Regions from separate parts of the Homo sapiens genome. Here region 1 is linked to region 2. The links are chromatin contacts, found by Hi-C or POLR2A ChIA-PET in ENCODE. All regions are on one chromosome and are shown on one strand. Each heading gives the region's core, a stretch centred on a gene start or an enhancer-like site at or near the end of the contact. The rest is flanking DNA. Distances are from core to core; before and after follow the strand shown.

Region 1 (4,259 bases), core at 1,563-4,062, 2.1 Mb before region 2:
TTCAGCTAGAGAAATCTAATTTTAAAAAAAAATCTAATTTTTTTAAAAACAGTGCACTAGAACTGCACTGTTCATTTGGTAGCTGTTAGTCACATGTTGCTACTGAGCACCTGAAATGTGATTAGCCCCAAGTGTATGTGTTGCAAGTGTAAAACAGTCTGGATTTCAAAGACTTAATACCAAAAATAGTGTAATGGCTCTCATATTTTGTCTATTTAATGAAGTCCATTCTTAAGTGATTATACAACGCTTAGAACACCTACACAGGCAAAAAGCATATGATGATCAGTCCTGAGGTCACATTAAGCAATGCTGACAACTCATTACTGGGGATTCGGATTCTTCTAGTCTCATCTAGACATGGATAAATAATTGGCAATAAATATTATGGGATGGAAAAGACCTCTTATGGTCTAAAGAAAAGCTTCACAGGCTATTAAAAATACTATGATTAAAACGCATACTGGTCCTGGATGGCAAATTTACTTCCCAACTTGTGAAACTAAAGTAGGTGGCTCATGTTCCACCAAATATAAACAGCCCATTTAATACTCGTTAAAAAATATTAAACTATAATACTTTACACAATGCTATAAACGAGAAAAACACCCTACAGAAGTTGTTTTTCAACTTTTGACACTCAGCTTCACAGGATTATTTTACAGGAATACACATGTGTCGAGCTGAATCAACACGCTATTTTGTATTCAATGGAATATTTTCTACTTTTTAAAAAATTCGGATCACCACCCACTAAAGTGACTTCATGACCCTATAACTCAGGACCTACAGTTTGAAACACTAGTTTGGCGCTCTTAACACTCGGTAATTCCCATATGAGTAGTTATTATACTATCTTAGCTATTAAAAGTACACAATGTCTTGTGTGCTGCTCTCTAAACCAAGATATGTCTAGTTAATGATAACAGGAATAAAATGACCTTAAGATATAAACGTTTGAGACTAACTTGTTTAATACTTATTTCTTCACTGTGTAAAACTGAACGCAGTTACACATTTTCGTTTTAGAAATGGTTTTGTTTCACTCCACTTTTCACACTTGCAAGATTCTTAAGTGTCTCAAGTTCAACAGAGCTTCAATTTAAGTGAGGGGAACCCACAGCCTGTCTACACATAAAAATACTCTCTTGCTGTCACTGCAATGTAACTATTCAAAAAAGTTAACTTTTCCCCTCACACTGTAATTGCACCTAAGTGATAAATTTTAAAATGCTATATAATACCACTGAATTTACAGGACGTCAAGAAATTTGTCTATTCTCAAAGTTGAAGTTTCAAAGTAAACTTTTAACAAATATGTATAATGAATCAAACATTCTCACAAAACCCAAAGTAACTTCCAAGTTTTTACTTCCCTAACTACACATACTTCCCGAATATACAGTAAATAAAACCAGACCCCGCCAAACACCAAAAGAATTCTGGATATAAACAATTATTTCCTAAACTACACATAAATTTGGAATTTGACATTCAATGTTCTTATACTTCAGGCCAACAGAAATAAATGCAAAGGAATGCCACATGATGCTTTAACTTTAGGAACTGTATGCCAAGAAAGCAGTATTATCAATGAAGTTAAAAAGCAAAACTCAACCAGTCTCCTGATTTACCTCAAAATTTTAACATTCACTGTCTTCCCTGCCTTTTTCCTGTCTGCCCGCCCTCTCGTTAGTCAATTTTTTAAAAACCGGTAAGTTGAAGAATACATACCATTACCTCTGACACAGAATCTACTGTAAAAAGTTGAAAGACCGAAGGGCATTACTGGCCAAGGACATACAGGTTACCACATTCCTCACACTAGAGCCCGCCCGGGAAGTTTATTAGCAAGCCTTCTGAGAGGCACTCGGTTCCAAGAGTTTGCAGCGTCGACTCAAAAGGCCAGCGCTGTTTCCGGTGACACCGAGTCGCAAATCTCCAAGCCCCGTCCCCCGGGATACGATTTCCTCCCGCTCCCGCGTTCCCCTCCCCCTCGCCAAGGACGGCTGCCGCAGCGGACCTCCAGCCGCAGCAGCTGCTTCAGGAAGGGAGGCTGCACTTGGCCGCGGGGAGCAGGGGCATGCAGCCAGCCACGACTCTCCCGCCCTCCCCGCCCGCGCCTTCCCGCCCTGTCCCCCCGCCCCTCGCACTTCCTACCTTCCCTCCTTCATCCCAACCCCCAAGGCCAAGGTCTCCCCGGCCCACAAACTTGATAGCGGAAGTGACGTCAGAGGCACCTGGCGGCGCCTACAACCAGTCACGCCACAGTCAGAGGCGGCGCCGGCCAACAGGCGCCGGCCGGAAGGCGGGCCTTCCGCCCGCCCCAAGTTTGATTGAAGCGGGGGGAAGGGCGGGGTAAGGAATGTGAAGAATGACCCCCCCTCCCCCGCCCTGTCGGTGAGGAGCTGGGCGGGAAGCGGAGGGGGTTGGAGCCGGCCCCGCGGCGGCCACGCGGCACCCCTCCCCCGTGCCCCGAGCGCCCGCGACTTCCGCTAGCAGCCCGCCGGCCCCCCGGGGCCACCCGCCCGCTGGAGGGGGCAGGCCGCCCCACCAGTCCCAGCCCGCGTTAGCCGGACAGGCGCGGGCCGGCGCACGGCTCTCCCATTCTGCCCACCCGCTGCCGCGAGTCTCCGCGAAATAAAATGGCGACGGACCCGCGCTCGCTGCCGCGTCCGCCATACCCACCTCGCGCTCGCGGAGAGGGCCGTCGCGGCCGTGGGAATGCCCCGGCCCTCGCGCCCGTCGCTGCCGGGAGAGCACCGCGCCAGGACCCGGATGGAGGCGCGGGCGGGCGCCGCCGCGGCGGCCTGAGGGAAAGCAGCGCGGTCGCCGGGAGGCCGATGCAGGGGCGGGCGCCGCGGAAAGCGCGCAAGCCCATTGGTGAAGCCGTCTGATTGAAGTGCGCGTCGCTCTTTCGCCTTGGCCTAGCTGAGCTCGTCCGTCCCCTCACTGGAGGGCGGCGGCTGGGCCCGCCTCGCGCGGGGTGGCCACCGTGGGGGAGGCGGGTCTGGCCCGCCCACCAATACCATCTCCTTCTTTCCTAGTGGAGGGCTGAGAGAGTGGCGGGGGTGGTGTCCTCCAGGCCCTGCCCTTTGCGCGTGATGGGCTGGCTGTGTCACGTGGCCGCTGAACGCGCTGCCCGCGGGGCGGGGCGGCTGCTTTGCTCCCTCAGGCTCCTGGGGGCAATTTACACGTGCGCGACCCGGAAGGTCCGAACGCTGTCCAGCGTGCAGCCTCTGGCTCTTTTCCGTCAACTGACCCTGTTCCCTCCAGGAGGCCTTGGCCAGGCCTCCTGGAGTTCTGTGCCTCAGTTTGCTCATCTGTCAAATGGAGGAGTTGTGTCCGCCCAACCTTTTACTTTTATTCCTTGACGTTTTGGGGTCTGAGGGTTTTTTTGTTGTTTGTTTTTTCGAGACACGGTCTCTCGCTCTTTCTCCAGGGCTGGAGTGCAGTGGCGTGGGTCACGGCTCACTGTAGCCTCGACATCCGGACTCTAGAGATCCTCCCACCTCAGCCTCCCTGAGCTTTTTTTTGTTATCTTTTCCAACCCATGTTTTGAAGATTTTTGTCTTCAAATGTTTTTCAAAGCAATCCTTGATTTTGTTGTTTTAAAATTAATCCAAAGCCCAGTTCCTCCATCCCCATTACAACTTTCACATGCTAGGACTCTGAAATCACTAGTTAAGGTGTCGTTTGAGGTCTCTGCCAGTTTTAAGATTTTATGGCTGGGAACCGCAAGACCTGGGCTGTAGCTCTGCTTTTTGTAATTCATTGTGACTTTGTGCAACACTTTTAAAAAAGTGGGTCCTTGTCTGTAATAGAACTATGGGAAATAGTACTTGACATGCTGTACGTTTACATTTATGATCTTAGGTGGTGGTATCAGCTCCCCTTTTAGCACTCATATTAGTGTATGCAATAAGTGCCAAAGGAGTTTGTTTCGTTTTGTTTTTAATGGGGACTTTATTTTGTGAGCTAAAGTGAACAAGAAACTAGAGGGGGGGAAACTTGAGCTTAAGCCATGGGTAGGATTTGGGGAGGACTTCTTGAGGTTAGAAGATATATTGAGAAAGGAGAGAGCAGGCCCCAGAGCTAGATCGAGTACAGTTCAGGGGAAGAGTGTGGTTATGCTGCAGGGGATGTGGAACTCTTCAAGGGCAGAAACTGTTTTGTTCCTGTCTATGCCAAGTACCTAGCACAGCAGTAGGGTAGGATTAAATGATATCTAATAATGATGAAGTAGGCTGAGGTGGGAA
Region 2 (4,009 bases), core at 845-3,344:
TCTGCAGATGGCTTCTCTACCTGACTGATGCCATGTTGCCTGTTCCTTCACTGTACACGTGGTGACAAAGAAAATGGAAGATGGAGTCTCCATATTGAACATACCTGGCTTCCAGGTAGTCTTTTTCTATCGGCACAACTGCCAGCATTCTCCCGTGCACTGCCAGCTTGCTTATCTATGTTTGTAGCTCAATTTTTCAGGCTGCTCTTTGCAAAAAAGAAATAATTTTGGGGTTGCTTTTTGTTCAGAAAGAAGCTCTGCTGAGGACTCTCTTACCTTCACTATCTGCCTAAATAATTTCTTTTTGGCTCCTGTATCAATAGCACTGGTACCATTTCAGAATTCTGGGGAAAGTCAGGGTTACTCAAATAAATGGCACTCAAAAAATTGTTATTCCTTTAGAAAAAAACATAATTAAGTCCCTTAACTCTCATTATCCAAAAATATAGTTTCCAGAGTAAAGAGCTAATTGCAAATAACAACAAACTGCTGCAAGAATGGTTGGAAACCATAGATGTGGTGAAGAAGGCCTTTCTAAGCAATATGCAGATCCAGAGGCAAAAAACAGACTGAAGCACTACATAAAATTTAAAATTAAAGTATGATGAAAGAGCAGAAACAACTAGGCGGCAACTGAGCAAAAATATTTTTCACATATGAAACAGAAAAATATAAGATATTCAGAATGTATAGAGTTCCTACAAATCCATAAGAAGGCAAAAATAACCAATAGAAAAATGGATTAAGAATATGAATTGGCGATTCATACAGTCTATAAATGCCAATAAACATATAAGAAGCTGCACAACCTCATGAGTAACCAGAAGCATCAATAATAAAGGATAGTGAGGTATCATTTTATCTCCATTAAACTGGCAAATTTTTTTAAAAGATTGATAATATCCATCATGGACTAGAGCATAGAAAAACTTCCAAATTATTTTAATTGGTTGAGCCATTTTGGCAGTACTTATCAAAATTAATAACGTGCATAGTCTTCAGATATATCCCATGTTGAAAAAACTGGTCAGAAAAACTCCAACATGCACAGAAAGATATACACACAAGGAACATCGACAGTTATGGCAGCATTATTTGTAATAGGGGAAAGGTGGGAACAACATAAGTATTCACCAATAGGGAAACGTTTACATAAAATGGAACGATGAATATACATAAATTATTCCATGGAAGTCTTCAGCCATTAAATATGAGATATATTAGGAAAAAAATGCTAGAAAAAAAATTTAAAAAAAGTTGTAGAAAAGTCTTGTCCCTATGATCTCAATTATATTTAAGAAATCCAATCCAATTAAGTATGTGCGCGTGCATACTGTTTGCATATGCATTGGAAGGCTCTAAAAGGTTCTTTACCAAACTGCTATATGATTTAATACCTGCAAAGCCTTGGCCTATGTCTGACAAAACAGGAAGTGCTATATGGGTTGGCTATTTTTGTGTATAATTATGCATTTCTTAATGATAATGCATTGCTGGATTACTTATGCTACTAAACGTAAACGTATTGGCCAGGCGCGGTGGCTCACGCCTCTAATCCCAGCACTTTGGGAGGCCGAGGCAGGCGGATCACCTGAGGTCAGGAGTTTGAGACCAGCCTGACCAACATGGAGAAACCCCGTCTCTACTAAAAATACAAAATTAGCCAGGCGTGGTAGCCCACGCCTGTAATCCCGGCTACTCGGGAGGCTGGGGCAGGAGAATCGCTTGAACCCGGGAGGCGGAGGTTGCGGTGAACCGAGATCACGCCATTGCACTACAGCCTGGGCAACAAAAGCGAAACTCCGTCTCAAAAAAAAAAAAATAAAGTAAACGTATTGCAATCATTTTAACTCTCTGCGCCCAGCTGATGACCAAGTGTAAGGCCCGTTCATTACTACTTTCTCCATCCTGAATCCAGCAGGGAGGGTAATAGGACACAAGGTAAACAATTCTTGGAAAAACTGCGGCATCCCACCTGACCCCGTCCAGCCTCCTGTCAACCAGTGCGCAAGTGCGAGTAGGCGGTGCCCAGCGCTCCGCCGCCCCGCCCTCTGCGGAGGTGATAACGACACTGAGCAGCGACGCGCACTTTTGGGACGCGCTTGTGACCCGCCTTCCGGAAGGAAGCGGCTAACTATGGCGACCGCCACGGAGCAGTGGGTTCTGGTGGAGATGGTACAGGCGCTTTACGAGGTGGGCTCCGCGCCATTAGCGGTCCGCGACCACACCCGGGCCCGGGGAGGGTGGGAGGACGCGTGTGGATTTGTGGCCTGAGACCTCGGCGGGACTGGCTCGGTCACGCCCAGACTCGGTGCCTCTTGCTGGAAGGACTGCCGGGAGCTTCTAGTCCCAGCGGTTGAGTGTAGGGAGGAACGGGCGGGGGCGGGGGCTGGGACTGAGGGTCTCGGTTTGAATTCTTATGCTCCGGGTCCCCTGGAAGCTCCGGAAAGGAACACGTGTAAGGGGACGCAGGAGACAGGTCTGCAAAAACCAGAGTTTAGACGGACGATAAAACGGAGTGGTGAAAATGAGTGGAACACCTTCGTCTGGGAAGGTCCTAAGGAAGTCAGCTCTTTGGAACTACGGTACAGTTCGTTGGGGAATAAAATTGTAATAAATTGGAGTTTGTTTTTGTCGAAAAGAAATCAAGTGACTTAGGATTTGTGAATAAAAAATAGTTTGTCATTCTTCTGCGTACATCAGTTTTCTGTCTTATAAAGATACAACTAGTTTAGTCGATTTTTATTTATTTATTTTTGTTTTTTTTTTTTGAGACGGTGTTTCGCACTTGTTGCTCAAGCTGGAGTGCAAGGGCGTGATCTCGGCTCACTACAACCTCCGCCTCCCGGGTTTAAGCGATTCTCCTGCCTCAGCTTCCCAGGTAGCTGAGATTACAGGCATGTGCCACCATGCCCGGCCAATTTTGTATTTTTATTAGAGACGGGGTTTCTGCATGTTGGTCAGGCTGGTCTCGAACTCCCGACCTCAGGTGATCCGCCCGCCTTGGCCTCCCAAAGTGCTGGGATTATAGGCTTGAGCCACTGCACCTGGCCGTAGACTTTTAAAGGAAGAATAGTTAAGAGTTTTTTGAAGCCTAGTTATTTCAGATACATAAGATAATAAGAAACCAGAATGTCAATCTTAGTGTTCATTCATTTAATAACTGAGAGTCCCCGTGCTGTCTTGCAGAGCTATTCATTGGGCACTGAAGAACTTATTTTATTTTATTTTATTTTTTAAAGACAGGGTTTCACTCTGTCGCCCAGGCTAGAGTGCAGTGGTGCGATCAGCTCACTGCTGCGTTGACCTCCCAGACTCAAGCGATCCTCCCACCTCAGACTCCCGAGTAGCTGGGACCACATACCACCATGCCCAACTAATCTTTTTTTTTTTTTAATAGAGACGGGGGCTTGCTGTGTTGCCCAGCCTGGCCTCGAACTCCTGGCCTCAAGTAATCCTCCTGCTTTGGCCTCCCAAAGTGCTGGGATTACAGGCATGAGCTACCACACCCAGCTGCAACTGAATTTTTAATTTAACTTAAATAGCCACGTGTAACTTAGTGACTGTCCACATTGGACCACACAGATCTAGATGCTAGGGATAGTGCGGTGAACAAATAGGCAGAAGTCCCTGTGCTTAAAGAGCTTACATTCATTTCAAGTGAATTTCACTTTACTTTTGATGATTTAATATCACCAAACTTAATATCACCGTCTACTGGTAGGGGTAATGACAGTGTCTTCCATTGCAGGACATACTGGGAATTTTATCTTGAAACAGCAGAGACAGCAGATGTGGCTCTGTCTTATGCTCATGTATTAAGTGATGCCCAGTATTAGGTTAACTGTAGTGACCTAAAATGAGCCACTAAAATTGAATGATCTTTTTTATAAATGATTTTTTAAAGAAATGGATTATTTTCTGTTAAATGTTGTTTGCTCCCTTTTTGAAGACTGACAGTAGTGTAACTTCTCATTCCCCGAAACTGTCCAACAGTGAGACTTGGGAG

What was found. A loop is a pair of places that touch in the nucleus more often than their neighbours do. ChIA-PET counts read pairs that join two places held with the same protein, here RNA polymerase II (POLR2A). Pooled maps may share reads with other maps.
Region 1: a loop to region 2 is called in a map of CD8-positive, alpha-beta T cell, with 17 times the contacts of the local background. The contact joins the promoter of MIRLET7A1HG here to the promoter of SPTLC1 in region 2. A Hi-C loop is called at or near these places in 4 of 168 maps with a recorded cell type or tissue (CD4-positive, alpha-beta T cell, CD4-positive, alpha-beta memory T cell, CD8-positive, alpha-beta T cell and 1 more), 2 of 37 single-sample maps with no recorded cell type and 16 of 50 pooled maps. POLR2A ChIA-PET finds 5 or more read pairs at or near these places in 1 of 52 experiments (activated CD8-positive, alpha-beta memory T cell).

The regions. Positions count from the first base shown.
Region 1 is chr9:94,164,811-94,169,069 of GRCh38, reverse strand. MIRLET7A1HG (miRlet-7a-1/let-7f-1/let-7d cluster host gene) reads right to left here and starts at 2,812. Exons shown (of 5, transcript NR_170278.1): 1 at 2,689-2,812. RefSeq lists silencers at 2,088-2,157, 2,388-3,187 and an enhancer at 2,883-3,447.
Region 2 is chr9:92,113,498-92,117,506 of GRCh38, reverse strand. It overlaps SPTLC1 (serine palmitoyltransferase long chain base subunit 1), which reads left to right and starts at 2,094. Exons shown (of 15, transcript NM_006415.4): 1 at 2,094-2,193. The coding sequence starts at 2,137. RefSeq lists an enhancer at 1,532-1,591.